Linked DNA regions of Homo sapiens: region 2 is linked to region 1. Evidence: chromatin loops called from intact Hi-C (ENCODE). Cell type or tissue: PC-3. All regions are shown on one strand. Links, peaks and the distances in the headings refer to the core of each region. The heading gives the core; the rest is flanking DNA.

Region 1 (11,347 bases), core at 3,113-7,112:
TGATTGATTTTATGTTAGTTATCTATTTAAGTTTATACTTTTGGTTATTATACTACTGCTAAGAGGAAATTAATGTTTTGGCAAAAATGATATTTTTGTTAATGTTTGAAAATCGTCTTTAGATTTAAAAATATATTTTAAACTGTTTTTCACTACCTTTTATGAGAAGAGAATGAAATAATTAGAAAATATATATATCTTTACTTTTATATCTGGAAAAATAGAAATTTCAGAGCTTGAAATCAGCTTAAGTCTTTATTTTGTAAAAGTATTAGAGAGGAAAAGTATCTCGCCCAAAATACGTACTTTCAAGTTCCCGGGACAGCTAAGACTGGTGTCAAGAATTCGGAAAGACTGGGTCAATATTTTTTTACCCTACCAAATAATCTTCATGTTAAAAACCAGCAAGATAGGATTATACAATTTTATAGTACTAACATAAATTACATTTACTTATGTAATCCAATACTGTATGTAGAATTCACATATCATAGGGAAAAATGGGAGACTGGACCTTATTGAGCTGTATTTTTCCACTATCCTACAATAATGCAATTGGGTCCTAATAAATAATCATTTATATTAGTATTCTTTAAAAATAATTATGGTTATGATGAAGTAAAAATGGAAATGATATCTGGGTTCACTTTGCTAGCTCTGAATTCAGTTAACACAGATATTATATCTTAATGACAAGATTGGTTAAATAGATTTGGGTGGGTCAGTTTGAACTTTTTTTAACCAATGAATTATACTGTTATTCTTAATCTTTTTTATTCTGCTTAAGTCTCCAGTTATCCCAAAGATGAGATATTTGCATCTAGCCAATTATTTAAAAATATAATTCTGGACCTTGTAAATACTGAGAGATGAATTGTGCCCACTTAGAAACGAATGTTTCTCAAAGACAATAAAAATAGTAGGACTGTCCAGCATCTTCTGTTTAGAAAATTACAGTTAAGAGTTCAGAGAGTGACTGAGAAAATGTAAAGCATCTTAAAGAAAATGTTACTTTACTTCCTAATTTAAGACGTGGTAACTGACAGCCGTGTGCATTTGAATACTATTTTGTTTTTCTAAATTTATTAAAGTAATGATAAACAAGATAGAAATAATGTAACACCCCCCCATACTGGTACTTATTGATACCATAATTGTACGGTCCTTATTCCAAAATTAATTATTGAATTAGGAAAGTGGAGTAAATATTAGGGCATAGGCTTACACAGCAAAACTAGTAAGTTTGTGATTGAGAATTGCTTATTTGTAAGATGGCAAAGAAATAGATAAAACTGACCTAAAACATTTGCATATTCTGGCTTTTTTTCCTGCTTAACCCTTACGACATGATTTAAAAGCAGTATCAATATATTTCGGTGTTTACCGAGTATTTCCACGAACTGAAGATAACACATCTTGTTATTGATCAGTGAGGTTGCTCTGTAACTGGTTGCTGAACCAAGAGGAGGAACAAAAGGCTTTGAGTTAATGGCTAATATTTGCTGGGGCCTAATATTTCCACTATATGCCATATGCTACACTATGTGCTATGCACACATTCTTTCATTTAATTCTCAAATCAATCCTTTGGTATAATTACTATCCTTATTTTACAAAACTGAGAAAATTGAGTTTCAAAAAGGCTAAGCCACTCCTCAAAGTCACATGACTAACAAGCAGCAAAAGAGGGATTTGAACGAAGGATTCTGACTTGAGAGAATGCATTCCTAATCATTCCAAACTGAATAATCAGTACATGTGATTTTGCTGTTTGCTGTAGAAACAGATTTTTTATATATATTACATTCATTAATGGTGTATCTGGTTCAGTTTTTTAAATGTTCACATATATTTTTACCTTAGCATTTTATAGGTCAGTTTGAAAGCTATTGAGTTCGCAATAATATCTACATTAATATTTTCTTCATATTTTGGTATTTCTGCACCCAATCAGATCATTTAGGTAATACATACCAAAACAATTTCTAAACAGTGACATACCAGACAAATGTAAGGTCATGTTAGTAGTAAAATGTCTTTGTAAGTCTGAATTACTAAAAATAAGTATTAGACTAAATGTTTCCATTTCCTCTTTTTCCTAGATATTTTACTTATTAAATATAACACCTATTTTATGACAAAATTAATTCTCATTAATTTGGCAGTTGCAGAATGTCACTTTGGCTTATTTAGACCCTGACTATCCAGACATGTAAGGTAGTTCAGGTTCTCACTCCTGTTTACACATCTTGTGTCTACAACCCACTGCAATCCACAGGATGTTAAAAGAATCTTACAATTACTGAATATGTAGTAATATATTTTATGCCTAATGCTAGATTTTTTAGTTTTTATCTACAGTGGTCAAGACTAGAGGGCATAGCTGACAAGTTGTTGACTTTCAGGGAATCAGCTTAATTTGGGGAAGGGAAAGGAGAAAACAGAATTGTGTAGTTTCTTAGCTTCCTGATGAAATGTTGTCCAGTTTCTTTCTCAATTTTCTATTTCTTTCTAGAACAATGTTGTACACTTACCATATGTCAGAAACTGTGCAGGCAATAAAATGATCCTCTCATGAACTCCAACTTCAACATTGTTATTGATTTTCATAATGAAAACACTATATCAATATATGTTCATGTATAATTGAGGTGTTTAGTTTGGTTACATAATTTATGGTACCCTCTTTTAAAAAAATCTAGAAAAGCAGAAGTTTTGACCCCTATGATTCTCATTTGAATGAAACTCCACTCCACTGTGCTCTCCACTGTGCCTTTGCCTCTTCTATGATCCTGATACCTAGAACTCAATACACTGCTCCTTGGAAGGTTTGAGGAATGCAGGGTGAAGGAGGACTATCATCTCTGTGTTTGGGGGCCACTAGGCCCATGGATGTGGTGCAAAGACCTCAATAGCAGGTTTAAGGATCATATTCTGATTTTGCCCATGCCTTACGCTATTCTCGGTACAGTTAGAATTTGATATTATTTTTTCTCGCAAGATTCCTTGATGTTCGCATTACTAATAATTACCTTTGTGGGAAAGAATCAAGGTCAACATAGCAGTTCCTTTCATTGCTTCTGAACTTACTGAGAAAGCACTTAAAGTATAGGACTTAAGCACTAGTAAAGTACTTAAAACATTTATTTTCAGAATGTTAATTTTTACACAGTGAAAACTAGAGATAATAGTGTCAATGACTACTTAGTGATCACTTAACTCCATGAGGTACTGTGAGAAGTGGTTAGGAGCATAAAATCTCTGTACAGATGCCTGGTTCTGATTCTGAACTTCATGACTTAGTAGATACATAACCTTGGACAAGTTACATAACTTCCCCGGGCCCCAGTTTTCTCATCTGTGCAATAGTACATACCTTAAAAGACTGTGAGGATTCTAGTGCATTTTTGCAAAGGATGGCATTATAAAGATGTGCAAATTCATGTTCTTTACTCTTCGAAGTATGGAATGTAGAGAGTATGTGTTTGTATATATTTAAATAAATATTAATGCAGTGTAGTTAAGTGCTATACCAGAGATGTATTTATGCTTCATAAATACTTTTAAAGTTTAATTTTACTTCACCTCTTTAACCAAGTTTTGTTTTTATTTGAACAAGTTGTCAACCATTGTTATAATCATCAGTTTTATCCCATCAAATATTGGTTTCATTTAAAAAGTTGTTTAAAAAGACTCTATGTTATTTTAATAATATCTATATAAGTTTACAATTTCAGGCAACTAATAATATTCAATCCATTGATTCTACTTTTTCCTCCATTGCTCAGTGTATATATCAGAAAATACAAATGTCCGAAGTCACATGTAAAAATACATGAAACCATTTATTCTGATTTTTGCAAAGCTCGATGGTAGAGCTAATATTTTAGACCATGATACCCTAGAATGACCAGAGGTTAGGTTCCTAGTTAGTGGCATTCTGTAAAGACAATTAATCCATAGTCCAAGTGTCTAATGTTCAAGAATCAGATACTTGATCACGTAGACTGTCCTTTAACAATCTCCATTGTACTCAGGAAGAAAATAATAGATTCTAATCCGAAGACCTGACCTAAAACCCTTTGTAAGTGCTCCAAGCCTCACTTTTCTTATTATGAAATGGGGATAGTAATGCCTAACTGGAAAGATAATTGTGTGGGCTAAATAAGAGGACCTGTGGAGTACTGTTAGGTTTTCTCTTCTGTAAGTTTTGCAAAGTCTGTTCAAGTGTGTGTTTCAATGTCAATGAGAGCAACAGGACTTCAAATAAAATGCAAGCTTCTGAGGAGGCAAACTCTAGTATGATGTATTCTATAGAATAGAGAATGACAAGATTCTTTAAAAATATTTCTCATTAAAACCCCCATTAGTTCAAATGATTTCAGGGGATTGTGAATGCAAGTTAATTAAATCAGAATTCTTTCTCATCTTATCCTGGGAATGACTGAAACTAAAAATGGTTTCATTTTAAAAAGAGGTTCATGAGCTCGCTCCCTCTCTCCACCTCCATCTCTATCTCTGTCTTTCCCTGCCTCTGAGAGAAACTGACGTATTTGGGTAGAGAAGAGCATCAGTAAGTGTTTCCAGTGATTGAGGCAGAGGGATGTTCAAAGGCATGAGTATTTTTAGATTAATAGTAACGATGCAACTAATTTTCAGGTGTCTCATTAAGGTGAAAAATAATATACTATAAATAGCATCATATTTGGACACCTATGTGCCAATTTTATGATGCTTTTACAATTTCATCTAATCTATTACAATTTGTTATTACTCCCTTCAAGTTTTATCCATGCTTTCATGGTACTAATAATGAAGATGACGATCAACTGAACTTTGCCATGATATTTTGTAGGTGTACCTGTTGTTTGAACTATGTATATAAATCATAAAGCAAAGAAATTACACATTCTGTTTGGGATATCTTATAGTAATATTGCCTTTTAATAATCCCCGTTTCTCCTTTTATTTAACAGCAATTACCCAACATCCTATTAAACATCAACAGAGATCGTCTTGCATGTCATTATAGTGCAATAAGATCTGTTTAGCTTTTCAGCTCTTACAAGATATTCATTTTGCAGTGGAGTTAAGCTTTTCTATTACCTTCCTAGGATGATGGTTTAGGAGTCTTTAAAAATTTTTATTAAACTCATTTTAGTTATTTTTTCCCTTTGTTAGTTAATTGATTTTTCTAGGACTGAGAAAGTGGGTTTTTAACATATCTCTTCTCTAGGGATAGGCTTCAGTATGGGGGCTGTTGGAGAGACCATATACCCCATTTCTCCGGGGATATGTCTAGTTTATGCCTATTGTACCAGGGTAATTATTGATGGTGCCCTCTTTCATTTTCAGTAGTGACCCATTTTTCATTAGAAATTATGTGGCCATTCTATAATATAAAGTTAATTTCTGAATGTTTTGGTAAAGATTATATTTTTGGATATGCAAATCTGTTGTCATCATGAAAGTATTTGTACTTTGCAGATTGTGTAACATGAGTTTAGGTTTTGCAAATGTGGTCACTACAGTAATAGATAATTTTGTTGATATGTGTTAGACATGCAATGAGTAATTGTTGATCTAAACTCACTCATTTGAGCATCAGATTTCATTAGTACTCTAGTCTAGACTAACAGCAGGAAGAAGTCCAGCATGTCAATTCATTTAACAAATATTGGTTGAGCACTATGTGCCAATCATTGCTATAAGCACTGAGGGACACAGCAGTAAAGCAAATAGACAAAGTCCGCTGTGCTCATAAAGCTTGTGTTCTGAGGTCCTTTATAGGGTAATAATATATATTTATTAAGTTATACCAATGACATTTTGCTCTCTTATACAAATTGCTTTGACAAAAGGAAGGTTTCATTTAAAATCCAGCCTGTTTTTATTCAGACTGCTCCATGATGTAGGCTAACTTTATACCATGAATTCCTACTGGGTACGTTTTTCTTTCTCTCACTCAGTAGCTTACCTGACATCTTAGGCCCTCCTGGAGTTGATGGTGCCAGCTGCCCATGATTTTTATGTTTTATTTAGTCAAGAAGCAGCTCAGAAATCCTAATAACTTGAGATCTTCTTATGTTCTAGCTAACACACAAAGGTACATGGAAAATGTACTACCTTATTTGTTTTTGGAAACTTTTCTTTTCTCCCTGAGAACAGGTTATTGTCATTTTTGCCTATATATATAAAATTCATGTTTTTAAATGTATCCTCGAGCTTTTCAAGTGATTTCTCTCCTGTGGAAGCACCTTCTCTTGTTATTTGGCTTTTTATAAAGCCCACGAATATTTTAAAATTTTAAATGACTTATGTGCATAAAAAAATAAGCAATTTATATATTAAGAATACATATTTAAGCAATTTATCTGTTAAGAGTACATATTTAAAATGAGAACAATTATATCATAAAACCAGAACTGTTTGGAGTTTGACATAGACTTGAGACAATTGTTTAATTCCTTTATTTTTTAAATGTGCCCAGAAAATGTGTAAAGAAATGGTATTCAACTTGCTCAGATTTACAGAGTAGTTTGTGATAGACTCAGAAAAAAAAGATTTTTTAAAATTTGAATTTTTAAAGTTTTGATTATAAAAATATTTTCTCTGCTCTAAATTTGAAAAATTTTAGAGTTATATGAAAGAAAATTGAAATATTTAGTTATTTTACTCTGTATAAATTACCATAGTTGCACAAATTCTAAAAATACATATGTCTTTTGAATAATATTGAAGTTTCACTATATAAATATTTATATCTTGTTTTTAAACATGAAGAGAGAAAATATTATGTGGTATGATATAAGGGATGCACATTTAGATGAAAAATAAAGGAAGAAAGAATTGATAAGACAGGCATTTAAAAACCTAGGTATTTTTGAATTACAACTTCACAAATTATATGAGGCTATATAGGATATATATAGAAGTGAATATGAATATGTCAATGTCATTTCATAAAAATGTTTTGTGGTACACTGAAGAGAGACATGTCAAAGTGACAATGCTGTCATAGATGTGGATGCCCTTTCTTGCTCCTGGGAAGTAGTATCTCTTCCCTCCACATATACTCTGGGTTATACCCTCTCTTAAATCCTCATGGAATTTTTCCATCGATGATCCTTCTCCTGTATCATCACCTTCCTCTCAACCAGTTCTTCCCTCCCAGAACTCAAAAATGACCAACTTTCACTCATCCTAAGTAAACAGATGAGGAAAACAATAATAGCCACCCCCCATAAACCTATTTCCTCTTGTATCTCTTACTTATCCATTCTGTTGCTGGACACGAAGTCAGGAGAGCTGAGAAAAGACTCTAACTCACTCGGGACAAGTAGTGTAACTTCTTTGCACTCCAGCAGAATTGATAGTTTTATATTTCATAAAATATAAAACGGTGTTAAAAAGCTATAGTTTTTTTTTTTCCAAAAGTACTTTGTCCACCTTGAACACCACATAAATGTAAAGGAGAAGAGAGGAAATATCCTCTACAAGCTACTTTTTAATTGTTATTTTTAGGGAGCTCTAAAGTAACTCTAAAGGTGTTTTTGACATAATATAATTACCATTTACAGCCATGATCTCATTTCCATTTATTTATTTTGAGATTCTGTTCCCACTCAGGGTTCTAATGGTGCAGGGGTGGTAGTAGGGTCAAGTTATTTTAAATAACGATCAAGGAAACAATCTATTTTTAAAGGAAATAAGCTCTTTGTGCTATTGAACAAAGATCGCTGCACTTGAAGTCTATTTGTTACTCCAAAATTATTTCAATGAGAGTAGGAATCAGATGATCTCATATCTATTGCTAGCTATGCCACTAGTCATTTGTGTGACATTGGAAAACTGGTGTTTATTGGTTTATCAGGATGGACAGGAGACCAGATCAGGACTTTCAACAACTTTTCTTAAAGTAGAATTCTTTCTTAAATAAAATCGACTCGGAATCTCAAAATATTTTTAGAAAGTGCAATGACCCTGTTTGGATTAGGGTTGGGAACCTCAGAGCTGTATTCTTTTACTCCTCATGCACTTTAGGTGGTGCCTAAGATGCCCTCATTACAGCCTCGTAACTCCATGAGAATAAAGCCACTAGAGTAGATAATTGTTGACATTGCTTAGAGTTTGAAAATTAGACTGTTTTTTTTTTGTTGTTGTTTTGTTTTGGTTTTGCTTCTTTTGGTCAGCCATTAATTAATATAAATTAAACTTCCACTAGATGGCAGTAGATCAAATCTTTGATCTTGACAATCTTCAGTCTAATATTTAAAAGCACATATTTGGACTTCTTACACAAATTTTAGAAGAATTTTATTGTCTTATATTTTAAACTTTAAAATTCTTTTTCAACCTCTGAATTTTCACTTGGTATTCTGTTTTCAAGACATTACGAACTATTGGTTAGTCCAGTCTTTATGATGTCTGGTAAAAAATATTACTTGCTCTGATTATAGAAATTTTTAAAAATTGCATAATGTTCAAGTGAACACATTTTCATGAGCATCTAAATTTATTATTCATACAGTCTTGATTTTACAGCTTCACTGGAAGGCTAATTTTTAACCCAAAATTTACAGTGACCTGGTCATTCATTTTGCTATCCCATAACGCCCACTCCCTTCCACAGCAATGCAATTCCAATGATAGTCTGCATTGTGTATACTCTTAACTTTGCAGAGAGGGGATGCTTTCAAATTATATTAGATGATGGGAATTTGTGATAAGGATAACTAGCGAAATGAGGTATCTCAGGAAGCTGCTTCATATCCCTAAGGTTAAAGGTATAGTAATTTCTTGGAGGTACAGAGCAACACCTTCCTTTGGGATTCAGCAGGTCCTCCTGGAACCCAACAGCTCTGGTACCCTCATGCCAACAATGAGCCTCCCAGAAGTTGCCTCTGCTCCTCTTTTTGGATACCACTTATTTATACTCCCCAGGAAAGAAGAACTGGTTGAGTCAGTTTGTTGTAGTTGTACACAGATCATCCCTTAAGTGCAGTCTCTTGCTAAGTAAGTCCCCTGAGTTGGTTAGACCCGACTGAGGACAGCTTATTCTTTAACTAGTGTATTAGTCTGTCTCATGCTGCTAAAAAGACATCCCTGAGACTGGGTAATTTATCAAGGAAAGAGGTTTAATAGACTCATAGTTCCACATGGCTGGGGAGGCCTCACAATCGTGGCAGAAGATGAAGGAAGCGCAAAGGGACGTCCTACATGGTGGCAGGCAAGGGAGCATGTGCAAGGGAACTCCTCTCTATAAAACCATCAGATCCCGTGAGACTTATTCGCTATCATGAGAATGGCACAGGAAAGACTCGCCCCCATGATACAATTACCTCCCATCGGGTCCCTCCCACAACACTCGGGAATTATGGAAGCCACAATTCAAGGTGAGATTTGGATGGGGACGCAGACAAACCATATCAAATAGCCAACATAAAAGGTCAAAGTTTATGCCTGTTTTCCAGGTGAAACTAGTGATAGCTCTAGCTCCCCATTTTACTCTCAAAGTGATCCCAATTCAAAAGCTCAATGATATGATCACCTGAACACACAGTTATCTTTACCTTGAGAACTAAGTCTGATCTTCAAGCCAGAGTCGTAGACACAAGACTTGTCTAATGAAAATAATTGTCTGTGGCAACTTTCTTAGGAAGGAGCTGTGGGACACAGGTATTTAGAGTTGTATGAACTGCCAATTATGTAGTCCTTAGAAGAAAAGAAAAGAGAAATTAAAGATGAAAGCTAACTTTAAACTCAAATTCCTACCTCACTGGTTCAATTTTATCCACTAGATACCATCTTTTTCTAATGCATTGTGGAAAAGAGTATTATTTTCATTGTTAAGGATAGTATAAAACTAGAAAAGAAATTAAGTGGCTTGCCTGTATCACATTGTAAATATCAGAGAGAATTCCAAAATTAGAACTTTAGAGATGGTTAGTCACAATCTATTAGGCATAAGTAGTAGACTGAGTCTTTTAATTATCACTCTGTATAATAATTCACATGCCACCAAATGTATTGGAAATAGTTATCTTTCCATCAAAACTATTACCCCCAATTTTTTAAGTAATCATATTTTTAGATTTTAAATACATTTTCTCCCACATTAGTCCTCTATCACTTTAATGAGTATAGTTAATATGGTGAATCGTAGATTCTAAAGCCCTTTCTCTTTTTTTTTGCCCTCAGAACAGATTTATAATGAAAAAAAAACTTAAGTGACTGAAATGTTCAACCTGAGGAAGAGAAGCCAGACTCACTGGTCCCATTCCTCAGAATGTAGTTTCTTTCAGAGAGGGCTGTGATGAAATTTTGGCCTATCTCAATGTACAACACCAGAAAGAGAGATGATATTATAATTTGAGACATTTTGTTTAGAACGATTTCATGCATTCTTCTAATCAGAATGGGCTATTGAAAACATTTGTGCTAAGCCTGTCCTCTGGAAATCATTTATTTCATTTGTGGTATTTCAAACATCATCGTGCTGAGTTGGAGGGCAGTGGCCATTATAGTCATACAAATAATACTGTATCACTTTGTTTAAAGTATAGAAAGACCCGCTTGTTGGTTGAAAACCTCCTATGTCTTTCTGAAAGATTAGCTTCTGTTCACCAAATTCCATGTTATTTTCCTTCTCCTGAATACAAAGAAAGAGTAGATTTCTTAGCCGCTAAACGGTTAGGTGGCAGCATGTGACTAATTCTGGCTCATGAAATTTGATCAGAAGGCATCAGAGTCACTTCACCGACTCTGGCCTGTGTCCTGAGATGGCCAAGCTCCAGCATGGAAACAGCCTGGATTTCTAAGACTCTGCTTGGAAAGGAGCCGCACCAAAGTGAAGGATGAAGTGAAATACACTGAGTACTAAGTGAAGATGAAAGATTTTTATGACATAAGTTACTGAAATTTCAAGATTCATTTGTTACCATTGTATAGCCTGGATTTTCCTGACTACCATAGGAAATATATGAAGTTTAGCTTTATAATTTAATTTTATTTTTCTGACTTAGCTTAGTCTTTGCCGTAGCTGAGATTCTTTCAAGCAAGTAGTGAGTGAGATGGATCATTACTTAAGTGTTCATTACTTAAATGTTCATTCCAATATTACACCGAATTGGATGATATCTTGTATCATATGTTTATGTGGCCAGACTGATCAGTGACAGTTTGGAAGACATGTATCTGGTGCAGCTAAATTTTGTGAGCCAGAATTAGTCACATTTCATGAGCCAGAATTAGTCACATGGTGCCACCTAACTGTTTAGGGGCTAAGAAATCTACTCTTTCCTTGTACGCCGGAGAAAGAAAATAACGTGAGATTTGGTGAACAGTA
Region 2 (11,347 bases), core at 3,967-7,966, 80 kb after region 1:
AAAATACCTAAAATGCCTGAATATAAGAAGTATTTGGATATTATAGATAACATTTTCTATACTACAATGTCACCTCAAATAGTGTACACACACAGTTATGAGGATATGATAGTCACTTAGAGGATTCATGCTGGGATTGAATAGTAGGACCACACATTTTAGGAAATTTTAAGCAGAAATGCTTTAGAAGAAATAGTCTTTATTTATTTATTTTTTTAAAAGAGCTTTTAAATTACTGAGTTCAAATACAGAAGAAGGCCTAAGTTTGAATTCATGGCGTATTGCTATAATGCACTATTAGACTAATCCTTCATTTTCTTGTCAATTAAAGACTTACCTTTATTCACTGATTCACTTATCAGTAATTCGCTCGGTATTTTAAAGCTGGCTGTTAAAAATCCCTTTGTTTATGGCAATAAGGCACCATTCATTTTGTGAACTTTATAAAACCAACCTCTGCCAATTTTGCTCTTTGAGAATAGCTCTAAAGATGTGTTCCCACAGTAATTACTGATTCCAGAGATGTTCATTAAAGAATGAAGTCAGAGGCAAGTGTTTGAAACAATTGTATCCCACCAAAGCCAGCTTTACTGCGCACCTTCCCAGAATCTACAGTTTCTCCACGTTTAAGAAAATCACTGAACAACTTCATACAAAATTTGTACTTTTGAGTGCTTTTACCTGCAGTAGCATTAAAGATGAGTATTATTTTTTACATATTTGTATTGAAATCAGATGCAGGGAAAGATGGAGGGAAAGCTAGGATGCTTTGAATGTGGGCCCAGTTGTCCGTCATATAGCTTCTGTGAATAGTATGGGTCAATCTTGTGTTCCTGCTCTATGTTGCCCACTTACCCAGAGTGACCAGGGTGAGAAAAGAAAAGGAGGGGAGAAACTTCAGTGAAGCCAGCCAAATCTTAGCAGAGAAAAATAAATAAATAAATAATAAATAAATAAATAAATAAATAAAATGGTTGTGGAGTTGAATATTTCTTTTAAAATGGATTTGTTATTGCAGAAGAGTAGGAAGAAAAGTTTAATTCTTTTATTAGCTTATTATCAGAACCTGAAATGCTGGAGTGTGTTTTAGGTACTGCATAGCTATCCTGCAGTTACAGCCCAACCTCCCACTGAGCCATAATGGGCAAAGGAAGAGAGAAAATTCACAGTGAGAGAGCAGGGAGAGAGAGATTTTGCTATCAGCCTGTCAGTGACAGATCTGAATGATAAACGCCTTACAGAAATGAAGTTACATTTATTTTTATTGCATGAAAATATATAACAGACAAAGGAAGGAAGTCAGAAAACGGGATTAGGTATATTTTCTAAATCTTTAGGTGTTAAACAGACTAGAGACCAGTCACTTGTAAATGAACACATTCCTTGTTTGGATGCAAACAACCCAGCCAAATTAGTTTCCTAAGTGCTTGGAAACAGCTTTCTGTTTTTGGCTTCCAGACCTGAGTTCTTTCATTCATACTATTTTTTTTTTCTTTTTGTTCAATCCTTATTAATCACCAATATTTCAAATACTTTGTAAATATAGATTGGTTTCATTAGAGTTAATGTATTTGGGGGCCAACAGGTTGAATGAATGATTTTATTTTAAAATTCCAAGATCCTGCCTGATACCTGGAGTATAATACTGAGCATCCTGAGGAGAAATGTTGCAATAGCAGGCTTTTGTGAACCATATCCCAAGAACTGCAGATCCTTGCACTGTGGTGACTGGGAACATTTACTCAGGATTCAGCCTGCTAGCATTTGAACACTGAGAGATTGTGGAATCTCTGTAGGCCTCAGCTTCTTCATCTGTAAAATGGAAAAGCTAATAATACCTACTTCAACATTTTTGTTTATTTTTTGACAGAGTCTGGCTGTGTTGCCCAGGCTGGAGTGCAGTGGCATAATCTCGACTCACTGCAACCTCCACCCCTCAGGTTCAAGCAATTCTCCTGCCTCAGCCTCCCTGAGTAGCTGCGACTGCAGGGGTGAGCCACCACAACTAGCTAATTTTTGTCTTTTTAGTAGAGATGGGGTTTTATCATGTTGGCCAGGCTGGTCTCGAACTTCTGACCTCAAGTGATCTGCCTGCCTCGGCCTCCCAAAGTGTTGGGATTACAGGAGTGAGCCACTGCACCGGGCCAACATTTTTGTTTTCATAAAGGTAGATTAAATGAGATTTCCTATAAACAACTGTGAGATCATTGCCTGGTGCATAGTAAGTGCTCAATAAATGTTAGCAATTAATATTACATACTGATGACTGGAGCACCTTTTTAAAAAAGTTATGCTTATTCCTAAATAAAAAATAATTCACATACCTATTACCAAAAATTCAGAAAAATAGAACTATAGATATAAACCGTATTTAGAAAATAAGAATCCAGTGTTATCTTACTACCTGACTGTATCTATCCACTATCAGTACAGCTATCAGATGCCTTTATTAACATGATCCCATTCAGGCTGGGTGTGGTGGCTCACACCTGTAATGCCTCTCTTTGGGGTGCTGAGGCAGAGCAGATTGCTTGAGCTCAGGAGTTCAACAACAGCCTGGCCAACATAGAGAAACCTCATCTCTACAAAAAAATACAAAAATGAGCCAGGCGTGGTGGCATGTGCCTGTAGTCCCAGCTACTTGCGGGCAAGAGGATCGCTTGAACCCGGGAGGTGGAGGTTGCAGTGAGCCGAGATCACACCACTGCACCACTGCACTCCAGCATGGATGACAGAGCAAGACCCTGTCTCAAAAAAATAAATAAATACATAAATAAAATGAAATAAAGAAAAAAGAAAGAAAATTCCTGTTAAAAAACACTTACTGTGTTTATTACAAGTTAATTATTTACTGCCAGTTCATAGCCATCTTTCCATCAATAAATATAGATGTACCAACTGATTGATGTTAGTGTCTTCATCATGCTCCATGCTCCATAGTGGTCCATAATTTAAGTAGTCACCCCTGGCATCTTAAATATTTTTTGTAAATATAGATAATAAAAATGCCTTCAGTCAGCACATTCTTGTTTGCTGTCCCTGGAGTGTTTGGATGACCATTAAAAATGGCAGAAGGCTGACTTGGTTTTTAGGCCTGAATTACAGCCCTGCCATCTACAAGCTGTGTGACTGTGAGCAAGTTACATAACCTTACTGTATCACAAGTATTTTTTTTCTCATTTATAAAATGATGATAATAAGAGTATCTAGCTGACATGATTGCTGAGCAGAGAAAGATGTTAAGACACATAAAGCTTTGGAGACTGGTTTCTGGTCTATGATTTTTACTCAGGAAGTATTAGCTTGAGGCTATGTAAAATCTTGGCATTTCTCCCAAATCATCAAAGGTAAATTATGTTATTCCTTTGAATTAGCTAAATTGTATTGCTATAAAAATTTACTTGCAATCTTAACATTTCACTGCAATATGTATGCATACTTTGGGATGTTTACATGTGAAAATGCACATTATCCTACACACTTCAATTCTCAAACCATGTTGGTTAGAGAAGAGATTAATAGTTATTTCTAGACACACTATACACAGAACAATTTGGAGAAAAATCACCATTGGACAGTAGCAACTAGTTTAATATTTGGCGTCTTTTATTTTCTCTTTTAACATTTCCAAGGAATAGGGGACGCTCTTGTCAATGACTTTTTTTTTTTTTTTTTGAGACTGTGTATCATTCTGTCACCCAGGCTAGAGTGCAATGGTGCTATCTTAGCTTACTGCAACCTCCGCCTCCTGGGTTCCAGCGATTCTCCTGCCTCAGCCTCCTGAGTAGCTGGGATTACAGGCATGCACCACCATACCCTGGTAATTTTTGTGTTTTTAGTAGAGAAGGGGTTTCACCATGTTGGTCTGGCTGGTCTCGAACTCATGACCTCATAATCCACCTGTCTTGCCCTCCCAAAGTGCTGCGATTACAGGCATGAGCCACGGCACCTGGCCAGTGACTAAGGTTTATTACACCACCTGGATAGATGCAGGGCTAGGGGCATGAAGACAGGAAGGTACTCCCACTTTTCAAGGACAGAATGTGGGGCGGGTGGTAAAATCTGAAGAGATCCTGAAAAATTGTCCTCCTTTAGGTGTTGTGATGTATTGCTTCTGCAATGGCCATCCAATCTTAAATACCTAAGTCTAGATATGGCATCCTTATTATGTAATTCTGGAACAAAAGTTACCCTAATAAAGAGCTTCAAACCCGCTAGGACCCACTCAAAATAGGGTAATAATACTCCAAGACATTCAGAAATTTCCTCTGTTCCCAGTGGGCTAGTCAGGACAGGGCAGTGAGAGCCCTCAGGCTAGCTCCCCTGGCCTCAGCAACTCCATTCACTTCCCCCAAAAGGGTCCTAAATAAATTTAAATTTCTCTATGTACCTCGACATGAAATAGTTGGAAAGCACACTCTTAAATGCCACTTTACTGACTGTACTGGCTAAAACAATGAGCTGTGTACGTATGAAAAAGAATGTTCATGTGTTTTCTTTGTCAATTACATTAATTTATACCCTTGCTAGTGTTTCTGAAAGAGACTAATAGTTCCCTCAAATACATTTAATGACCCAGTTTGAGAAATACTGTTCTAGAAATTAACACTAGTAATAATTTTGTGCTCATATGATTACACATACAAATATAAATTCTTGCAACTTAAACTCCATAGAAAAACTTGGATGTAACCTGGCTATGTGGATGAAAAACTGCTAATGTTAATATGTCTTTTAGCAGATGATCAAAATAAAAACAATACAATCTAATAATTCCCATAAACATCTGAAATCCTCTAAAAACATGTCTATGTAGACCATAAGGTAATATTATTCTAAAGCAATGATTCCCAGAATGTGCTCCCAGGGCAGTAGATCTGTATCATCTAGAAACTTATGGAAAGCTAATTCTTGTGACCCACTCCAGATTTACTGAAACAGAAGATGTGGAGGATGGGACCCAGTCAACTGTAGTTTAAGAAGCTCTTCAGGTGATTCTGATGTGCTCCAGTTTGCAAACCACATAATGAGGCTGAGTCCTTTTCAGTCATTCCACACCAAATGAGCACTGTCGTATGTTTACCTTAGGAAACATACCCTCAATTGAGTGGGGCTGCTGATATTTCAATTCCTTTTAAAGAGTTTGTCTCAGAGCCAATCTGTAACAAAAGAGAAATTCAGTTTCATTATTTTATAGTCAAATCTCATTAAGTAGTTGCTGAGATGTTTGTATGAAACTCAGATTTGACTTTGCCCTGCACTGTGAACAAAGACGATGAAACATTTTCACATTTGGAATGATTAGTCATCAGGAGATGCAGTCACAAAATTTTATTGAAAGCCTAATATTTATTCAAAAGCCTTTGATAGACTGCTTTTGGAACTTCTGCGACATTCTCCACCATAATATTGTTTAGCCTCTAACTCTCCCTAAATTGCCTTTGGTCAGAAAAGTTAACGTGGTTACTGCTTTGTTTATTTGACTTTCCTACCTCCTGATTCAGAGTAGAGTTAGCTTTGGAAGGAGACTAAGAGTCAAGCGCTTGCCTGAGTAAAACCTATTTTTGGCCAAGAGAACTCAAAACCAAAACCTTATATATATCCACCTTATTGCCCAGCTAACTTGGCTACTAATTTCTCTGCTACTATGAAATTCTCTTTCAAATTCCTAATTCATAGTCAAGTCTCATCTTGTTCCAGAGCAATTATGGTGGTTGGGAAGCCCAAGATGAGAAGGGTAACACAGGAACAAGGAAGCTGAATCCTAACAGTCAATCCTGCTTGTTCCTACTATCTCATACCTTACCAGCATTCCATCCTGAGGACTTAACTACCAACTTCAAGCTAGCCCATGTCTCATCTTGTGGTTCATCATGTCTCGTCATTTTGTGGCAAACTGTCCAGGATGACCCCCATTTTTTGCAAAAAAAGAAGACACAGAGGGGGAATAATCTTGGTTTTTCTCCAAACCCTAGATGTAGCTCATATCTGTGTTTCCTGAAGTTTTCTCTCTAGTACTCTTGCAGCCTGAGGCTTTTTCCAGAATCCAAGGGAGTGGGAAGAAAAAATGAGGGAAAGTCATGGTCCCTGAAGAAAGAGGGACGCTCAGTAAAGTCCAGCAGACAGAGCACCAGCCAGGGATGTGGTGGGCGGAGCCAAGGACATTAAGCTAAAAGAATATGAAACTTAAATCTATTGCCATGTCCCAGGGAAAAGTGGTGATGAAATTTCAATGAACAAAGCTTACTGTTATTTATCACTTTGTATGTACCTTTACTTTTTTACACAAATGAGATCATATCACATATTTCTTTTGAAACTGCTTTTTTTTATTTAAAAATTTATGACAGGCTGGGCCCGGTGGGTCATGCCTGTAATCCCAGCACTGTGGGAGCCTTAGGTGGGCGGGTCATCTGACGTTGAGAGTTCAAGACCAGCCCGGCCAGTATGGTATAACTGCGTCTCTATTAAAAATACAGAAATTAGCCAGACATGGTGGTGCATGCCTGTAGTCCCAGCTACTTGGGAGGCTGATGCAGGAGAATCCCTTGAACCCGAGAGGTGGAGGTATCAGTGAGCCAAGATCACGGGACTGCACTACAGCCTGGGAGACAGAGGGAGACTCTGTCAAACAAACAAACAAAAAAAGGAGACAAATATTTTTTAGGTCATAAACTTCTTCTTCTTCCTCCTCTTCTTCTTCTTCTTCTTCTTCTTCTTCTTCTTCTTCTTCTTCTTTTCTTCTTTCTTCTTCTTCCTCCTCCTCTCCTCCTCCTCCTCTTCCTCTTCCTCTTCTTCTTCTTTTCCTTATTCTTCCTTCTTTCCTCCTCCTCCTCCTCCTTCTTCTCCTTCTTCTCCTTTCTTAGTATATCTTTTTCTAAGCCTTCACAGTATAGGTTGAGCATTCGTTATCCAAGATACTAGGGACCAGCAGTGTTTTGGATTTTCGATTTTGGAATATTTGCCTATGCACAATGAGCTATCTTCCAGATGGAACCCAAGTATAAGCACAAATTTCATTTATGTTTCATATGCACCTTATATACATAGCCTAAGGTTAATTTTATCCAATATTTTAAATAATTTTGTTCATTAAACAAAGTTTGTGTCAAGTACTTACATGCGGAATTTTCTTTTTTTTTTCAGATCTTTCTTTTTTTTAATTTTATTATTATTTTACTTCAAGTTTTAGGGTACATGTGCACAATATGCAGGTTTGTTACATATGTATACATGTGCCATGTCAGTGTGTTGCACCCATTAACTCGTCATTTAGCATTAGGTATATCTCCTAATGCTGTCCCTCCCCCCTCCCTCCACCCCACGACAGGCCCCGGTGTGTGATGTTCCCCTTCCTGTGTCCATGTGTTCTCATTGTTCAATTCCCACCCGTGAGTGAGAACGGAATTTTCTACCTGTGGCATTGTGTCAGTGCTCAAAATTTCAAATTTTGGAGCATTTCAGATTTGGAATTTTTAGATTAGGAATGTTCAATCTGTATTCTCTTGTTGTATAAGATACCTATAAAAACCATCTTCTATACTTATTGCTTTCATTTTTTTTGACCAGACTCTTTTTAATGTTTTCCCATGAGTACTTAGAATAAAACCCTAAAATACCAGCATGAGCATTTGCACTGTTTTATTTGTTAATTTTAATATTTATTTATAACAATGATACTTTAAAATTTTTCAAAACCAAGACTATATACAAATATATACTGAGATGTTCCCTTTCCACCATTTTTATTTATTTATTTATTGAGACAGAGTCTCACTCTGTCTCCCAGGCTTGAGTGCAATGGCGCGATCTCTCTGCCTCTCGGGTTCAAGTGATTCTCCTGCCTCAGCCTCTGGAGTAGCTGGGATTACAGGTATGCACCACCGTGCCCAGCTAATTTTTGTATTTTTAGTAGAGATGGGGTTTCACATGTTGGCCAGGCTAGTCTCGAACTTCTGACCTCAGATGATCCACCCACCTTGGCCTCCCAGAATGCTTGGATTACAGGTGCCCAGCCAATTCATTTTTTTTCTGTAAAATTAATGCTACTCTGATGGCCCCTAATTCTGACTAAACTCCTTTCAGAATCTAGGATTATTAATCATCTTAATTTTTTTCTGAATTATAATAAAGTAGATAATAATCTGGGCATCTCAAATGCCATTTCTCATCCTATAATTCTGAAAAATATTGTTTAGTTGATGCCACACAATTCCTGGTAATTCTTTGGAAAAAGTTAATATGTGGGACAATATAATTGTCAAAAATAAACCTGGGATTTTTCTTCCATGATCTTCCATAGGTAGCAAAGGAGAATTAGTACAATTTAAATGTAGGCATGTTTCTGAAATTTAGGTTGTTCACCCATGGATACATAGTCTTACTAAATATCTTATTTCATATTATAACATTAAAGGGATTTATAAAGATTGAATATTATATTCTTACTTGAACCGATATTTTACTGCTTTTTTCTTATTTTAATTAGCATGTCAGTAACTGTAGAATGGTATCAGATAACCTTTAGTCTTGTTTATTTCCAACAAAACTTTTCTAATTCTTGAAAGATTAACATAATCTTGCACTAATTTGCATTCTAGTACGATGCTTTTCAACCTTGACTGCACATTAGAGTCACCTGGGGAGAGTTAAAAAATTCCAATGCCAAGGGCACCACAGACCAATTAAATATAAATATTTGATGGTAGGACCTAGGCCACAGTATGTTTTAAAGCTCCCCAGGTAACTCCAATGTGCCGCCAAGCTTGAGAAACACTGCTCCTGGGAAAGAAATAATTATCTAGTTTTTGTTCATTTTTTTCCAATTAGAATTTATTTCAGCATGCTTTCCTGGAAGTATCCGTTTTGTTAAATTTGGCATTGAAAACCAAAAACTAAAATAACAATTCTTTGTTTTTAGATTTGATGTGAAAAGAATAAATTCTCAGTAAGAGAAATCATATTGTGTGTAGAGTTTCAGTCTACATTTTGGAGTGTTGGGGAGAGAAGTTCATAGCTTTCTTCAGATTCTCAGTGTGATGTTTCTGTGGTAGGTAGGGAATTGACTGCAGGAAGAAACATGTTTTGTTACTGGTTTGTACCTGACCCTTGTCCATGTAAACACAGAATGCCCCTCTCTGAAGTGGTTATAATGTAATCTGAGTCGAGCATTGAATTCTGTGAGTGATGATTCTCCGCTCACACTATAGCAAACTATAAAACTTCCATGCACACTTTTAATGAAACAAACTAGCCACATGCAAAAGAGGGCAAATGAGTTGTGATTCAAAAGACAATCTCAGAATGTGGGTAGAGCTGGCATTATTTCTTCCTTATGATTGAATAGCTCATTATTATTCATGGGTGAACTAAAAAGTAAAATCTAGTAGTTTGGAGAAGTTTTTATCCAGCTGTGGAAAGTAGCTCAGTGGGCAAAAACTCTCCTCTGTCCTGTTAAAGAAGAAATGGGGGCTTTCTAGCATAGGGAAAAGATGGTTGTCATCAGAAGTTGGGGCTACTTTGTCTTTAAATATAATTTTTCATGTGTATACTTCTGAGAGAAGTTATGTAGTAGAAAATTCATAGAATTTTAATTTGAAAAGACATGATCCAGTGGCTAGTGAGAAGAAGGAGATCATTATATAAAAATTTTGGGGTGGGGCTTGAGGGGAGAACAGAGTTGGATTTCTGATTCTCAATTTTATTTCCTGCTATTGAATAAGATACTAGATAATATTCATTGGATTACTTTAATATTTATGGGTTTTTTATATAATAGAAAGTGTTTTTTTCCCCTCAGACTTTTCTTGTAAATCCTATAGGCCATTGATTTTTCCATTCTTTGTGAATTGGATATTTTACTAGGAATATCCTGGTAAAAGTCTAAAGATTTATGTGGTAGTCTACCACTATCGTATGGCTTCACTCACTGAGGTTTCAGCTACTCACCGCCGACCAGAGTTTGAAAATAAATTATTACAGTAAAATAAGGTATTTTGAAATAGAGACTACATTTGCATACCTTATATTACAGTATATTGTTTTAATTCTTCTATTTTATGATTAGTTATAGTGTATATAGGGATTGATACTATTTTATTAGTAGTCATCGCATATATAGGGTTTGATACTATTAGCGGTTTAGGTATTCGCTGAGGATCTGGAACATTTCCTCCACAGATAAGGGGGGGCTATTGTAGCATTCTTCCTTAAGCTACTGCTTTCTCATACACTCTCCCAGAGTACATGTATATTTTCTCTTCTTTTCTTTTCTTTTCTTTTTTTTTTTTTTTCTGGGAGGGAGTCTTGCTCTGTCGCCCAGGTTGGAGTGCAGTGGCGTGATCTCGGCTCACCACAACCTCTGCCTCCCGGGTTCAAGCGATTCCCCTGCCTCGGCCTCCCGAGTAGCTGGGACTACAGACGCCCACCACCATGCCCGGCTAATTTTTTGTATTTTTAGTAGATACGGGGTTTCACCATGTTGGCTAGGATGATCTTGATCTCTTGACCTCGTGATCCACCCACCTCAGCCTCCCAAAGTGCTGGGAGTAGATGTATATTTTCATTACAAAAGCAATTATATTGGCAAGGTGATGTATTGAATCCCATGATAGTTATTCTTTAATTTAGAGGACATAATGTTACTGATTTTTGTCTGGAGCCTCAAACATACCCAATTACAGGACAACCTGCATTGTTACTTTTAATGAATTACATTTGATACCAGGATTTTCTTCCTTCAGACTTCTTAAAGCATGCTTTCAAATATACTGGCCTGCCAGTAATTTCACCCAATTTGTTCCCTTAGATAGGGTAATTTCATCAAAGTTTTCCCGCATGGCCAGAATCTGTATTAGCTATTTGGTGTGCTATAAATTTAAAAGCTAGTAGTATTCTTCCCACTGCTTATATACAAACAAAAAAACAGATGTTGTGATTACACTGTAATGTTCCTGCCTAAAGTAAATTTAGATGTAAGAATATCGTCTTTATAGGTATTGTAGCAAAGTATGTCATTCTTTCTCATTTAGCTTAAATGGAGGTTTAATAAAATTGCTACTTATCAAAAGAGAAACTCCAGGGGAAGACTAAATAAATGAGGTGATATTTTAAAAGTTAATGAATGAGGTGCCTTGATCTGTGGTTCCATTATACTCTTTTCATTGCTTCACAGAGCTCTTAAAACATAAGATGTGATGAAAAGAGTAGGTAAGCTAATTTGAACATTGCCTTAAAACGTAGGCAGTGAAACACTCTTATTATGCCTACCAAGGGGCTGAGAGTAGAAAGTCCATTATTCTAGAAAACATTAGGAGGCAAAATGTAAAATGCAAATTAATCTTCTTTA

Evidence for each region. Peaks named below come from ENCODE experiments on the same cell type or tissue, not always from the same donor. Only the 100,000 strongest peaks of a DNase experiment are listed, where the experiment ranks them.
Region 2: a loop joins it to region 1, with 8 times the contacts of the local background. A loop is called at or near these places in 1 of 110 quality-filtered maps.

Annotation. Positions count from the first base shown.
Region 1 is chr21:16,074,404-16,085,750 of GRCh38, forward strand. The region is part of intron 2 of MIR99AHG (mir-99a-let-7c cluster host gene); the gene reads left to right. Among named protein-coding and RNA genes, the nearest start is that of MIR99AHG, 9.6 kb to the left of the region's middle. In PC-3, for the core only: no CTCF peak of the experiment used is centred there; a DNase peak (open chromatin) is centred at 5,608; H3K27ac peaks cover 479 bases; H3K27me3 peaks cover 476 bases.
Region 2 is chr21:16,154,019-16,165,365 of GRCh38, forward strand. All of the region lies in intron 2 of MIR99AHG (mir-99a-let-7c cluster host gene), which reads left to right. Among named protein-coding and RNA genes, the nearest start is that of MIR99AHG, 89 kb to the left of the region's middle. In PC-3, for the core only: no CTCF peak of the experiment used is centred there; no DNase peak of the experiment used is centred there; H3K4me3 peaks cover 1,102 bases; H3K27ac peaks cover 1,847 bases.